2 separate regions of the Homo sapiens genome follow, and region 2 is linked to region 1. A link is an interaction called in ENCODE POLR2A ChIA-PET data of the cell type or tissue named here. Cell type or tissue: K562. All regions are shown on one strand. Each heading gives the region's core, and the rest is flanking DNA. Links, peaks and the distances in the headings are about the cores only.

The links. ChIA-PET counts read pairs that join two places held together with the same protein. Peaks named below come from ENCODE experiments on the same cell type or tissue, not always from the same donor. Only the 100,000 strongest peaks of a DNase experiment are listed, where the experiment ranks them.
Region 2: POLR2A ChIA-PET joins it to region 1 with 7 read pairs; 1 of 35 experiments calls an interaction of 5 or more read pairs at or near these places.

What each region holds. Positions count from the first base shown.
Region 1 is chr9:37,427,529-37,435,582 of GRCh38, reverse strand. It overlaps GRHPR (glyoxylate and hydroxypyruvate reductase), which reads right to left. Exons shown (of 9, transcript NM_012203.2): 5 at 7,011-7,099; 6 at 5,747-5,851; 7 at 4,937-5,072; 8 at 3,445-3,575. It also overlaps the pseudogene CHCHD4P3. Among named protein-coding and RNA genes, the nearest start is that of GRHPR, 8.9 kb to the right of the region's middle. RefSeq lists enhancers at 543-1,181, 6,541-7,041, 7,042-7,542. In K562, for the core only: a CTCF peak has its summit at 4,581 (motif pointing right); a DNase peak (open chromatin) is centred at 4,611.
Region 2 is chr9:37,765,447-37,773,500 of GRCh38, reverse strand. TRMT10B (tRNA methyltransferase 10B) reads right to left here. Exons shown (of 9, transcript NM_144964.4): 5 at 5,273-5,425; 6 at 3,482-3,560; 7 at 2,762-2,829. Among named protein-coding and RNA genes, the nearest start is that of EXOSC3, 16 kb to the left of the region's middle. In K562, for the core only: no CTCF peak of the experiment used is centred there; DNase peaks (open chromatin) are centred at 3,310 and 3,990.

The DNA of each region.
Region 1 (8,054 bases), core at 1,558-6,557:
TTCTTCTCCTCTCTGGTAACAATTAGGTCCCCTCCTCTCAAGAACATTGCATCTGATCAAACTGAGAGCCAGCATGAACATGGACCCCAAACCAGAGCTTTCAGAATAACAATGAACAGCAAAAACCAGCCTTTCCCTACACTTAGGAAGGGACTGTGAATGGCAGGGTCCAAATTTTCACCATCCAAATAGAAAACCCGGAGCTGAATGCCAACATGGAAACCAAAATATGTCAGGAATGAAGTATAGTACCCCTTTACATACTCAAGGTCAGGATAGGTTTGGAGAAATTTGCATCTGACTATTTGGCCTCTTCTAGTAGAGAAGAGTTTTTGAGACAGGGTCTTGCTTTGTTGCCCAGGCTGGAGTGCCATGGCATAGTCAGCTTACTACAGCCTCAACCTCCTAGGCTCAAGTGATCCTCCCACTTCAGCCTCCTGAGCAGCTAGGACTAGAGGTACATACCATTACACATGGCTAATTTTTTATTTTTTATAGGGATGGGGTTTCACTATGTTGCCCAGGCTAGATTCGAACTCTTGGTCTTAGGTGATCCTCCCGCCTTGGCCTCCTAAAGTGCTGGGATTATAGGCGTGAGCCACCCTAATCAGCCCCACCCCAACGTTTCAGACATATAATGAATCAGAATAAATCCGCTCACTCACAAGAAACATTCCTGGATAATGGTTTTTGGTTGCTGAGATTGAGTAGCACATTATTTCAAAGTGGCAAAATTCAGGGCCATCTAGGAGAATTCAAAAGTGGTGGCTATATTTGCCGACAGGTTTACACAGGACACATATAAAACAACCCCCATTTTTTTAGCGTATATGTCAAGAGGCCAAGACCCCGATCATCAAAATATGTTATTTCGTACATTACAGTTTACAGGACAACAGAGGGAAAGACACTTTGTTGGAGGGTGACTAAATGGCATTTTGCAAAAGGTCCGTGTCACTCTGAAGGGGTGGAAGGACTGGAGTCCTATGGCCTTCATTAACTTGACCCCTCCTCCTCTTTGGTTGCAGTGGCCTCAGTGGGAGCTGCTACTTCTACATGTTCTGCGGGCTTTTCCTCTACCTCTGCCTCACCTTCTTGGGGACAAAGATCTGGGTATTTCTGCATGCATTCCTGCATGGCCCCAATTGGTCTACACAGTCTGACCCCTTGACATTCTCCATACTATAGTGGAAGCAGGAAAAGTCCAGCTTGAATTGTTCCCCACAGGGGCCGCTGGCCCTTCCCCCAAGGCACAGGCAGTTCCAGTTAATGTCTCCATTTGGCAGCCTCAATCCGTGCTCCCCCCATAGGGATCACTGGGGTCATCAGCTGTGTTGCTTGGAGCTGCATGGTCTTTTTACATCACAAATGATTGCATCCTTCCCTTCCTGCTGGCAGTAGGACATGGCTGCAGCCCAGTGCTTAGATTTTGTAGAAGCAGCGGTGGCGGCTGCAGCTTCATGCCCTGACTGCCCTCTCCTCAGACCAAGACCTGCCTTTTGAAGCAGTCCCCAGGCCGTGAGCTGAATTCCAGGACCTAGGGTGGGGGTGGGAGGGCAGTTTTCCTGGCTGTGGGCGACAGCCCTGACATCACACCCAGTGCTCCTTGCAGGCTGGGGTGGGGGAGGGACGGGAGAGTTTCCAAGGGCTGCAATAATGGGAGCATTCACTGGGGAAGGCAGCTGAAGACCTTTTGTTTAGGTTTCCATTCCAGAATCCAAATTAAGGGCAGAGACTGGCCCGGACAACCTAAGGCCCTGATCACTCTTAGTCTGGAGGCATAAACTCCACCAGCTACCTGAACAGATCTTAATATAAAGAATCATTAACTACGCATCAAGTTGTTAACTCACTGAGCAGGTAACAAAAACCCAAACCACAAAGTGTGGTCCCTGGACCAGCAGCATCAGTGGCATCTGGGAGCCGTGAGGAGCACACTCTGTCAGACCCCACCCCAGACCTGCTGAAATAGAAACTCTCGGGATGGGGCTAGCAACCTGTGTTTGATCAGTCACTCCTCCAGGTGATTCTGACGAACTCAAAAGTATGAGAATTGGCCGGACACTCATGCCTGTAATCCCAGCACTTTGGGAGGCAGAGGCAGGTGGACCATCTGAGGTCAGGAATTCGAGACCAGCCTGGCCAACATGGACAAACCCCATCTCTACTAAAAATACAAAAATTGGCTGGGCCTGGTGGTACACGCCTGTAATCCCAGCTACTCGGGAAGCTGAGGCAGGAGAATCGCTTGAACCCAGGAGGCAGGGGTTGCAGTGAGTTCAGATTGCACCACTGCACTCCAGCCTGGGCGACAGAGCGAGACTCTGTCTCAAAAAAAAAAAAAAAAAAAAAAATGTGAGAACCACTGCACTGTGGTAGCACAGAGGTAGCAACTGCCAGAGGCACTTCTGGTGCTGCAACTCAGACTTCGGTGGCACGGGCACTGACTGGCTGTTGCTCTTGTCTCTGAGCAGGGCTCAATGGGGCTGGTTCACCAAGTGTTGGAAAAACTGCAAACTGGATTCCCCAGCCACTATGGGAAGGAACTGGTGCTGCTAGATGAAGAAGTGCTGCTGCCACTCCCCCAAAGACAGGAAGGGAGGGCAGGAGGGAGCAGGCCCTTCCACACCCACGCTGACAAGGCCTGCCAGTGCAGCTGGCACAGCAGAAATGGGGTGTGCAGAGGCCTGGCCCCAGCCCCACAAAGCAGAAGAGAGAAGGGGGCTTTGTTGTGAAACAACAGCTTGAAAAACTGGCACGAGTTATATTGGCATTGTCATTACACTTTTAATTTTTCACAGCTAAACTGGTAATAGCAATTTATAGTAACAGGTTTTACACGAGTCACTGTGGTGTAACACATGGAGACATGTAGTCAGCCCACTTTGTTGTTGTTGTTGTTTTGGAGATGGAGTCTCACTCTGCCACCCAGGCTGGAGTGCAGTGGCACAATCTCGGCCTACTGCAACCTGTGCCTCCTGGGTTCAAGCGATTCTTCTGCCTCAGCCTCCCAAACAGCTGGGACTATAGGCATGCACCACCATACCTGGCTAATTTTTGTATTTTTAGTAGAGATGGGGTTTCACCATATCGGCCAGGTTGGTCTCGAACCCCTGACCTCGTGATCCACCCACCTCAGCCTCCCAAAGTGCTGGGATTACAGGCATGAGCCACCACGCCTGGCCCACTCTTTTTTTTTAAACAAATCCACTCACACCTACATTCTGTTCCTTTAGGGACAGAGACCCAGCAGAGCATGCGCAAGAGGACTGCTCCTGTCATACACCCATGTCACTGACAACATAAACATTTACGATCCCTGGTGTGTCCCTTTGGGTTCAACACCTGCTCACACTAGCTCCACACCCGGCCCCTTGGGACCCCCTCAAAAACACTGGTCCTGCAGGGCAGCAGGGAGTTTGCATCAGAAAGTGCAGTTCTTACCACAGTTCTTCAGGGTCAGGAGAGGGTGGTTTGTAGGCAGTGGTTCTGGGCTCGTCACATCCAGTCCAGCAGCTGCAATCTTACCACTGGCCAAGGCCTGGTACAGGTCGTCCTGGTTTACGACGTCGCCCCTGGGAATGACAGTGGTGACATGGGTACCCCGAAGATCCCTCCGCCCAGGCCACCTTTGAGGCAGAACAACCTACAGAATGAATTTTTCCACTCACTTGGCACTGACTTTTAAAGCAGTAAGTCTTAGGTATACTTACAGTATGTCTGTAAGTCTTATATACTCAGAGAACTCCAGCCCTGCCTCCTTCTAGCTGTGTGACCTTGGGCAAGTGTCTCAAATTCTCTGTGCCTCGAATTATCTGTGTCTCAAATTATCTACTCTGTGAGATAAGGAGAATACCACCTAACTCCCAGGCATGTTGGGAGGATTAAAGCTTTCTTACATGCTCTACTGCATGAACAGGGCCCAGAAGGGCATCTGTGTTAGGCCCCATCCAAGTGTTTCTGATCTGGTTGACCCCCAGACCCCCACTGAGAAGCACCACAGTGTGCTATCAGGTACCTGTCTAAACCAGGGCAGAGGAACGAGCACACCCCTAACCACAGCCATCAAAGGGAGCGGCGACTGAAGGCAAGAAGTCATCTTCTAGAGACTGTATATTGTGCACTAAGTAATACTTGTGCACTAATGAGTAATACACGGTCCTGGGCTGTCCTGGGTACATGCAGGCACCCAGTACACGGCAGCTGTGACTGCTGCCAGCCAGCAGTGCGAGCCCTGTGGTCCTGCATGTTTCACTCTTCCATTCCCAGGTCACCTGTTTTGTAGCTAAATGTTGGTAATTACAGGTACCTTTGGGGTGGACGAGTCCTCAGGATGACCTCACCCAATCCCCCTTCCCCTAAACTGATGTAAACAGGCTCAAGGGGCACCAGCTAGGAAGGGCTTGGAGTGGCAGAGAAGGAAGGTCTGACCTCCATACATGCCCAGTGGCCTGAAGGCACCCCTAGGGACAGTGTGAGGAGCTACGACCACGTGAGTTTTAGGGTCTGTCCGCCCAGGAGCATAAGGTTCAAAGTATCACTGAACCACAGCCAGACAAAGCCAGGCTCAGCAGTGTGGGAGGCGGCCTCCAGAGGGCCCTTCAGATCCTCAAGTCCAGCCCTTTGTGGTGGAGGATAATGGGCCTGCAGAGGCTCCCTGGGAACACTCCCTGAAGCCACGCTGCTGTGTGCCAGGCCCCGCCGGGTGGGGGCCACTGCTGAGAAGCAGACAGGCCAGGCCCACTCTGACGGCTCTTCTTCCCTGTACGGAGGTCTCGTGTATTCCCACGAATTTCTGAGTTGGTTGTTTGGTTTATGGAAACCAGCAAGCTCAGCCTGGGGTCTCACCAACAACCCACGGGGAAGAAAATCTCCAGATGGCAGCAGTGGGGATGGCTCCTCTCCAGGCTTGCTGGGTAAGGTGGCCCTAGGATACCTGCTGATGTTGATGAACACAGCTGTTTCCTTCATCTTCTGGAAGAAGTCCTTGTTGCAGAGTCCCTCGGTTGCAGGTGTTAAGGAGCAGGCCACGACGATGAAATCAGATTGGGCAGCCAGCTCAGGGGTAGACACTGAGGGAGGGCAGGACTCCATCAGGCACTGAGTCCCAGGCTAGGGACAACCAGATGGCGGGAGACCAGCCCCTTGCTCCCGACTCCCTAACAGAAACTCCCAAGATGCTTCCTGAAGGCCGAGTCTCTACCTGGACAACTCTCATGAGTGCACAAAGTCAAATCACACACAGTGGGATCTGGACCACTCTGGCTTTAACTACCTTCAGGGCCCAAAGTGCCCAGGGGCGTGGGGAATGCTTGAGATCCAGCCTGCCATCTGCTCACCAGGCTGTGGACCCGCCAGGTGCTGGATCCGCCTGGACTAAGGGGCGCACACAAAGGCTAGGGTAGTGCTTGCCAGTTTATGAAGGAAAAGACAGTGAAAGTGCCCAGCCCTTCCTCACACCCACCACCATCCCCGCTGCTCCGCCCACAATGGGGAATGGTAACAAAGGACTCTGAAAGACGGGAGCCCTGGACTGCTCTGCTGGCTCGGAGAGGACCTGGGTAAGTCCCTGTGCTCCCTGAGTGGGCCAGTGTCCAGGGGCAGGTAGATTAAACATCTACCAGACAGCAGCCCCTGGACATGCCTGGAGCTCCTGCCCTCTGCCTGAAAATGCCACCATTGAGAGAAAATACAGCCTCTCAACTGGGCACAGATAGGCTCCTGTGGAAATCAAGGCTTCACTTACCAAACTCTGCCTGGAATTCTGCTGCTTCCTCAGGCCTGGGCTGGCGCCCTGTGTACAGAAATCTCTGGACACCGAATGGTTTCAGACGCCGAGCAATGGCCTGGCCTAGAGCAAGGAGAGTCCATGTCTCGTTCCCAGTCCCGCAAAGGGTAGGGACACCACCCAGCATTTCTGGAACAGCGGCCCTCAGGGCAGACCCTTTTCATCAGCACAGCCCGAGTTGCCTGCTCCTGTCTCCTCCAAAGCGGGTGGGGGGCTGGCTGCCCCACTGTAACTAGCCCCCAGCCAGCCCACACTGCCCCAGGGATCTGGAGACAGCACCTCAGCTCCCCTGAGGCTGTGACTGGCTGATGCTGTCCTCACATGGTCCAAGCCATCTGGAAAGCCACTCAGGTTTTTCCTAACCTCTGAGAACTGGAGAGGTTTTCACAAGGGAGACACCTGGTCAAGCAGTCCCCTCCTTTGTCCTGGACCCTCTGCTTCTGTGAATGCAGTCTCAGACCCCATTTGACTTTTTGGTGGCACTGCCAAACTGCCAGCTCACCCCAAACTTACAATTTTCATGTAAGCTGCTGCTGAGACAGATTTGTACAGTTGGATTTTCAGGCTCAGAACGTGCCCCAAAGCTGTTGGGTTCCTCCAAGCAACTCTCTAGTGAGAGGCAGGGCTGTTCGTTGGCTAGACAGGTTCTCCACACTCTCCACCCTCACCCGCACCCCTGCACCAGGCAGGATGACAGAGAACCACCAATAGATAGCTGCTTGGCTAGGCTCACGCCCTTCTGCCAGGCTTCTCCAAATAAGGGCCACTGGAAGAAAAGTGTCTCTGCCTCATCTGCAGAACTGCAGATCAACTCTGCCCACTGAGCCCTCCGGCCCGAGTTAGGGCTTTGTGAGTCACATACCTTCCAGAACGCAAGCCGGAGTAGGTGTCGGGGGAATGGGCTCTCTCACGGTAACCACTCCTAACGGCCCCAACACATTTGTAGTCTTCATCTGTTCTTTATGGAGCCGGAATCATGAAGCCCCCTGACCCTTAGGCAACTTGCTTTTATCACCTGGTGAGTTCTTAAGGAATCCTGCTTTGGTTTATTTATGTATTTGCCTGTGTTTTACAAAGCTGTATCCCTCATTAGAGATATCTCTACTGCAAGCAAAGTGCCCTGACAGCATGTGGGTCTTCTCAGCCTTCAGACACGTGGTGCCAGGGATGCAAACCACGCTGTGAGAGCCGGGGCGGGCAAGCGGGCCGGTGGGAGCCTCACCTATGCGCCCCAGCCCGATGATGCCGACAGTGCTCTGCGTGAGTCCATAGCCACACAGCCAGAGGGGCTTCCACGAGGTCCAGCCACCACTGAGGGGAGAGAGAGGGGCAGGTGAGAGGCCCAGCCTTGGACCAAGATGGGGGCCGCTGAGAACCCGGCACCTCTGACTGTGGTCCAAGGTATAAACCCACCCTCCAGGTCACGGACTGAGAGTGGGATGAGGCACTGCCACTCGGCACTGCAGATGAGCAGCAGAAACGACTCCACCTTTAAAGCCACCAGAGACATAGAACTTGAGGGCGGGAAGGGGCCTTACTGGCTCTCATCCTGTTTTGCAGATGGGAAAACAAACCAGAAAGGGTGACTTGCCTGAGGTCACACAACCAGGGAAGAGTTGAGAGCAACAGGCTGCAAACTCAGGATTTATGATTCCAAAACAAGTTCTCTTGGCACTTTAGGGCAGCAACAAAGAGTACAGCCACAGGGCCCACCCTGCTGCCCTGGGCAAGAGATGGAGCCTGCCCTGAGCCACCTCCAGTAGATGTGATGACTCCCCAGACAGGACAGTGAGCAGGACTCAGCACTGTCTACTCTGCTCCATGCCCCGTGCCGGGGCCCACGCTGCTGGCCACGCACTGTGAGAGCCTGCGTTTGCACGCCTCCCACCTTGACTCGGGCCAGTCCCTCCATCTGCACATGGAATGCTTCCCCCAACTTTTTTTTTTTTTTTTTTTGGAGACAGGGTCTTGCTGTGTCGCCCAGACTGGAGTACAGTGACATGATCTCGGTTCACTGCAGCCTCTGCCTCCTGGGTTCAAGCAATCCTCCCACCTCAGCCTCCCGAGTAGTTGGGACTACAGGCGTGTAACACCACGCCTGCCTAATTTTTGTATTTTTTGTAGAGACAGACTTTTGCCACATTGCCCAAGCTGTTCTCCAACTCCTGAGGCTCAAACAATCTGCCCGCCTCGGCCTCCCAAAGTGCTGGGATTACAGGTGTGAGCCACCGTGCCCGGCCAACTCTAACTCTTGATATACAGGCCG
Region 2 (8,054 bases), core at 1,908-6,907, 340 kb before region 1:
ATCAATATTCATTCCTGTAATCTAGACTCACCAGTTGTTAATATGTTGCTTTTTCTCTCTGTATATAAATACATATTTTGGGCTGGACAGGGTGGTTCATGCCTGTAATCCCAGTGTTTTGGGAGGCTGAGGCAGAAGGATTGCTTGAGGCCTGGAGTTCAAGACCAGCCTGAGCAACATCAAGAGACTTCGTCTCTAACAAAAATACAGAAAAAAAAAAAAAAAATTAGCTGGCCATGGTAGCATGTGCCTATAGTCCTACGTACTCAGGAGGCTGAGGCGCAAGGATTGCTTGAGACCAGAAGTTCAAGGTTGCAGCGAGCTATGATCGCACCACCTCACTCAGCCTGGATGACAGAACAAGACCTTGTCTCAATAAAAAATAATTTGCCAAACCATTTCAAAGTAAGCTACAGACATCACAATACTTCTTCACTAAATACTTAAGCATGCATCTAAGAACAATGACATTCTACCTTACCACAATACCATTTTCACTTCAAAGAAAACTTTTAAATCTGTAATTTCACTTAATACACAATCTACATTAAAATTTCCTAAACTTTCCCCAAACTGTTTTTTATAAAGCTTTCCTCTCAATACAGAATTCAAACAAGGCTCACATACTGCATTTGGCTATTACGGTTTTTTAACCTTTTCTTCTTTTCCAAATTGTTTTGTAGAGATAGGTTCTCAATGTGTTGCCCAGGCTGGTCTCAAACTCCTGGCCTCAAGTGATCCTCCTGCCTTGGGCCTCCCTAAGTGCTGGGATTACAGACATGAGCCACTGTGCCTGGACGAACCTCTTTTAATCTGTAACAGCCTCCTGCCTCGGTTAAGTCCAGTCCAGTTGTTTTGCAGAATGTCCCACATTCTGATTTGTCTGTTTCCTCACAATTAAATTCAGCTTAAACATTTTCTGGGCCAGATGAGGACTCATGCCTATAATCCCAGCACTCTGGGATGCTGAGGTAGGAGGATTGCTTGAGTCCAAGAATTCAAGGCTGGACACAGTGAGACCCTGTCTCTACAAAAAATTTTAAACACGAGGCTGGGCACGGTGGCTCACACCCGTAATCCCAGCAATTTGGGAGGCTGAGGCAGGAGGATTGCTCGAGTCCAGAAGTTTGAGACTAGTCTGGGCAACAAAGTGAGACCCTGTCTCTAAAAAAAAAATTTAAGAACTAGGCCAGGCACAGTGACTCAATGCCTGTAATCCCAGCACTTTGGGAGGCTGAGGTGAGTAGATTGCTTGAGTCCAGGAGTTCAAGACCAGCCTGGAAAACATGGTGAGAACCTGTCTCTACAAAAAAATATAAAAATTAGCTGTGCATGGTGGCACACACTTGTAGTCTCAGCTACCCAGGAGGCTGAGGCGGGCGGTTCAAATGAGCCCATGAGATTGCGGCTGCAGTGAGCCATGATCGCACCACTGCACTCCAGCCTGGGCAACAGAGTGAGACCATGTCTCAAAAAAATTAAATTAAAAACTAGCTAGGTGTGGTGGCATGGGCCTGTAGTCCTAGCTACTCAGAAGGCTGAGGTGGTGGGAGGATTGCTTGAGCCCAGGAGATCGAGGTTGCAGCAACAGAGCAAGGCCCTGCTTCAAAAGAAAAAAAAAAAACATTTTCTGTCAAGAATACTACACCTCAGGAGGCAGAGATTGTACCTGTATGGGTGATACTAAGTTTGATCAAGTTTGGATAAGATGGTGACCACCAGAATGCTTTACTGTAATGTTAAATCTTTGCCTTTGTTATCTGTAGGGTGATACTTTGAGACCATGTAAATAGCCGGTTCCTCCACAACCTTTCTTTCAACTGAGTCAACAATTGTATTAGGAGTGACAAAATGATGATTTTCTAATTCTATTATGCATTCCTTATTAGCTGCATTCTTCTGTAAGTAGCCCCTGCTCGTATTTTAGATGATCACTATGGAGTCATGGAACACTAATATTTTTTAAATAAATTCAATTAAATTAACCTATCATCTGTGTTAAATATACATACATCTCATACATACAGGAACATAGATAGAACACATCTACCTCTACCTATATGTAAAATATACCCACAAACACATACTTTGTGATCATATAATGTCTCAAAGAAGGATACACAAGAAAACTTGACATCGGTTGCCTCAGGGGAGGGGAATTGGGAGACAAAGGTAGGAAAGACTTTCATTCTACTCTTTTATATTTATATGTTAGTCTTTAACTTTTATTAAACTTATTATCTATGTAATATGTTAGTAAATATAAACAATTATCTTAAACAGCTATATAACAAACATTTCAAAATTCCAGTGACACCCCAATTATTCCTCTAAAACTCCAACAAAAAAAATCTGGATAATCCTAGGAGTTTGAGGTTTTGGGCTAAGACTATTTCAGCAGAGAGATCAACCTTAGAAGGAGCAAACTACTCCCTCAAAGAACAGCTAGTAAGAATGTTGAGTTGATGCTTACTTGGTCAATATCAGAGTTATCCTTGCAGAACTGAAGAGAGAAACTCAACAATGGCTATGTAATTACCAAACAGTGCCCAGTCCAGTTCCCGACTCTTGATTTCGCTGACATTGCTCATGAGGAGAGAGGGAACTTCACCAGCCAGAGGGCCAACCTGGTGGGGATGGCTCTTTCTTCCTGTTCCCTCTGAGTTCTTAGACCCTCTAGAGGAGACTATAACAGGGCACATGCCTCTAAAAGTAAGCACTGCTTTTTAAAACAGATGTTGGGGCTGAAATGTATACTTACCTTCTGAATGCTTTCATCCACAAGCCCACCGAGGATGTAAACTTTGTTTAGATCAACATCTTCAAGAGCTAATGAAAAAATGAAGGCCAATGAGATCAAATCTGTTTTATAATTTCTAAATCCAGAGAAAGCAAAATGAAAGAATTATTAACAATAAAAGTAGAAATTCAGTAGAAAACAAAAAGAAACTTGCTCAATAAAACCAAAAGCTAATTTTCTAAAATGGCCAATAAAACAGACAAACTGTTGGCATAGCTAATCACGAAAAAGGGTAGCAGACCCAAATCAACATTAGATTCAGAAAGGAAACAAAACTGCAGAAGAATGTGAAATAATTAGATGAGAATACTATGATCAACTGAATACCAATACATTTTAAAATTATGTGAAATGAATGATTTTCTAGGAAAAAATAGATCTAACATTGATCCAAGAAGGGCTAGTGGGGTAGCAGACCAAGGACACTGGGAAAGACTGGCAGGCACTACACAAGGCCCAGATAAGGATGGAAACCCTAAGTCTGCAGCTGTGAGCCATGGTAAGACACATCGAAGCATCCAGTGAGGCCCCTGCCTGTAAGAGGAGCACTGCTCATGTGCATTACTTTTTGTGGGGGTGGGGAGGGGTGTCCTTCTTGAGGGGCTTTAATAAATTCTGCCACAGGGAATAATGAAACACAGGAACAATGGGCTATACGAATCCATGCATTCAACTACATACCGTGTTCTGAGTCAGGAGTCAGGTACACAAGGGTTTCCAAGGGAAATAAACTAAAGCAGTCTTCTTCTGTTATGTCTAACTGGAAAATGCAAACAGTCTGATGTTAAAACAGCTCACGGCTGGGTGGGGTGGCTCACGTCTGTAATCCCAGAACTTTGGGAGGCTAAGGTGGAAGGATCACTTGAGCTCCAAAGTTCGAGACCAGACTGGGCAACATGGTGAAACCCAGTCTCTACTAAAAATACAAAAAAATTAGCCAGGCATGGTGGCATGTGCCTGTAGTCCCAGCTATAATACTTAGGAGTGAGGTGGCAGGATGGCTTGAGCCCAGGAGGCAGAGGTTGCAGAGAGCCAAGATCATGCCACTGCACTTCAGCCTGTCTTTAAAAAAAAAAAAAAAACCCCGCTCAAAATTCAACGACTAGTTACTGGGCTTCAAGTTTCTATCAGGCATGGCTCTAGGTTTATCAAGGAACTGCACATGTGACAGCTTGACAGCTTCTCAGAAAGTACCTAGTTAGGAGGGAAAGTAGACACAGACGTTCAAACCTATGAAATGAGACAGCGATATGGGGTTCTGACAGAGGTACGGGGAGCATGCTCCAGGACTACAGATGAGGGAGTAACATTGGGATGACCTGGGGAAGGAAATGCTGGAACTGGGTTTCTGAAAGGAGATTTTTTTTTTTTTTTTTTTTTTTTTTTTTTTTTAAAGACAGGGTCTGGCTCTGTCACCCAGGCTGGAGTGCCGTGGCATAATCTAAGCTCACGGCAACCTCTGCCTCTCAAGCTCAAGTGATCCTCCTGCCTCAGCCTCCTGAGTAGCTGGGACTACAGGCGCGCACCACTGCACCGAGCTAATGTTCGTATTTTTAGTAGGGACGGGGTTTCACCATATTGCCAAGGCTAGTCTCGAGCTCCTGAGCTCAAACAATCCACCTGCCTCGGCCTCCCAAAGTGCAAGGATTACAGGAATAAGCCACCGTGCCCAGCCTCAAAATAGATTAATATTGACATACACAAAAGGAGAAGAACTCAAAGCTGAGGGACTAAGAAAGGCACGAAGACAGGAAAGTAAGGGAACTATGTGGACCTGTAAAAAGGACTGTTTGGCTTATGTAAAAGAATCATTAAAACAACTACATAGAAGAAAACTGGAACTAGCTGCACTACAAGAGAGACTGTGAAGACAGTAACAGCAAAACAGCTGGCTGTGCAGCCCCGCGCAATGCACCCTTCACATTCATCACTTCCATGGACCTTCCTGGGGAAGGTCACAACTGCTCAGTCTCAGCTACACAATGCAAACACACTGGGCATTTTCAGTGACATTTGAGAAACTCATTTGGATTCTTGCATGTATATGTATCACTAAATGTATGAGATCCTAGAGAGAGGTGAAAAGTACCTTAGTACTCCCTAAAACTTATCTTAAATTTGCATTACTTCATAAAGGGATTCCTTCTCTTCCCCCAAAACTCATGTTTCCCAATTCACCATTAATGAGAACAAGAAAGGAGTCATGGCATTTCCCAAAAATATTCCTGGAGTATACAGTCTAGCATAAATATACGGGATACAAAATACAGTCCTAGACACTGGTAACAGTACTTTGCCAATGCAGTAGGAGGATGAGAAAAAATTTTAAATTTAAGAACTTATGAGAGGTTCTGAATTTTTTTAGACTTCAATACTGAAAATGTAACATATATGAAAAAGTAAAAAAAAAATACTATTAACCACAATAACTTTTCAGATGACAATTCAAATAATATGCAAAAAGAGACTTACCAGGTAACTAGAAAATCCATCATTCATCCTCACACACTCTTCATAAAGGGGACTGTCTGTTGTGAATCCAGTGAGGCAGATCCAAAATGGCCTGTCAGCTTTTTTGTTTGAACCATACAACCTTCGAATCTGTCCAGCCAGTCTACTTAATTCCTTCAAAGAAATAAGAACAACTCAGGGCAAAAACATGCCAACTCACTCTAAATTAGCTATCAAGAAATGGCTACAATAAGTTCACTGAACGCTACTCCAGAAAACCCCATGTACTAGGAGTACATGTGTGCGTGTATTATACCTTATGGCATCACACCTTACAGACAAAAGATAATGATACAAGTCCAGAAACAGTGAGGTAGTGGAAAACGGAATTCGCCCTCCTGCTGGCCCTGCTGTTAAATGTTTAATATATGAAATTCTTATTTTAGCTTTTATCTAAAATCTTATGTAATACTATTTAAGTTATTAAAGAGGTTTCATTAATATACATAAATGTTTTTACAGAACATCATATAAATTTGGTACCTTCTTCCTAACTTCAGGAGATGCAATAGGGTTGGAAGTTTTAACTTTTTACCCTGAATCACAGACAATGCTCTTATATAAAAGCAATTTCACAATTTGGCTTGATTTGTTGGGTAGGAGAAAAAGACTCTGGGTTTGATTTAATCTGCTATCTTAATTTAACAATATGGATTTTTTTTTTTTTTTTTTTTTTGGAGACAGGGTCTGGCTGTGTTACCCAGGCTGGAGTGCAGTGGTACAATCATAGCTCACTACAGCCTCAAATTCCTGGGCTCAAGTGATCCTCCTACCTCAGCCTCCTGAGTAGCTGGGACTACAGGTACAGGCCACCATACCTGGCTAATTTTTAATTTTTTAGAGGCAGGGTCTTCCTATATTGCCTAGGCTAGTCTTGAACTCCTGGCCTCAAGTGATCCTCTTGCCTCGGCCTCCCAAGATGCTGGGATTATATGCAGGAGCCACTGTGCCCAGCCTAATAGTAGGGAATTCTTGGTTAACATTTTCAGAGGACTAGAGTTAGAAGTTTCAGGTAGGAACCTCAGATCTGCAGTTTTCCTAACTTATCTGAAAAATATGCAAACACTAGCACATAAAACAGATGTCTAAAAAGAGAGTTTACAATTTACATACTGTGATGTAAGGCCTAAAATTAAGGCCCAGTATTATGCACTGCCTTGACATCTGTCAAAACTGGGAATACTTCAAATAGCCTAATAGTAAGCTCCCCTCCCAACTCTGCTCCCGTAGATAAGGTCTCCTAGCTTTAAAAATCCTTTTTATACAAAATCAATGTGCAAAAATCACAAGCATTCTTATACACCAATAACAGACAAACAGCCAAATCATGAGTGAACTCTGATTCACAGTTGCTTCAAAGAGAATAAAATACCTAGGAACCCAGCTTACAAGGGATGTGAAGGACCTCTTCAAGGAGAGCTACAAACCACTGCTCAATGAAATAAAAGAGGATACAAACAAATGGAAGAACATTCCATGCTCATGGGTAGGAAAATCAATATCATTAAAATGGCCATACTGCCCAAGGTAATTTATAGATTCAATGCCATCCCCATCAGGCTACCAATGACTTTCTTCACAGACTTGGAAAAAACTACTTTAAAGTTCATATGGAACCAAAGAAGAGCCTGCATTGCCAAGTCAATCCTAAGCCAAAAGAACAAAGCTGGAGGCATCATGCTACCTGACTTCAAACTATACTACAAGGCTACAGTAACCAAAACAGCATGGTACTGGTACCAAAACAGATATAGACCAATGGAACAGAACAGAGCCCTCAGAAATAATGCCACATATATCTACAACTATCTAATCTTTGACAAACCTGAGAAAAACAAGCAATGGGGAAAGGATACCCTATTTAATAAATGGTGCTGGGAAAACTGGCTAGCCATATGTAGAAAGCTGAAACTGGATCCCTTCCTTACACCTTATACAAAAATTAATTCAAGATGGATTAAAGACTTAAATGTTAGACCTAAAACCATAAAAACCCTAGAAGAAAACCTAGGCAATACCATTCAGGACATAGGCATGGGCAAGGACTTCATGTCTAAAACACCAAAAGCAACGGCAACAAAAGCCAAAATTGACAAATGGGATCTAATTCAACTAAAGAGCTTCTGCACAGCAAAAGAAACCACCATCAGAGTGAACAGGCAACCTACAGAATGGGAGGAAATTTTTGCAATCTACTCATCTGACAAAGGGCTAATATCCAGAATCTACAATGAACTCAAATTTACAAAAAAAAAAAAACCCATCAAAAAGTGGGCAAAGGATATGAACAGACACTTCTCAAAAGACGACATTTATGCAGCCAAAAAACACATGAAAAAATGCTCATCATCACTAGCCATCAGAGAAATGCAAATCAAAACCACAATGAGATACCACCTCACACCAGTTAGAATGGCAATCATTAAAAAGTCAGGAAACAACAGGTGCTGGAGAGGATGTGGAGAAATAGGAACACTTTTACACTGTTGGTGGGACTGGAAACTAGTTCAACCATTGTGGAAGTCGGTGTGGCGATTCCTCAGGGATCTAGAACCAGAAATACCATTTGACCCAGCCATCCCATTACTGGGTATATACCCAAAGGATTATAAATCATGCTTCTATAAAGACACATGCACACGTATGTTTATTCCGGCACTATTCACAATAGCAAAGACATGGAACCAACCAACGATAGATTGGATTAAGAAAATGTGGCACATATATACCATGGAATAGTATG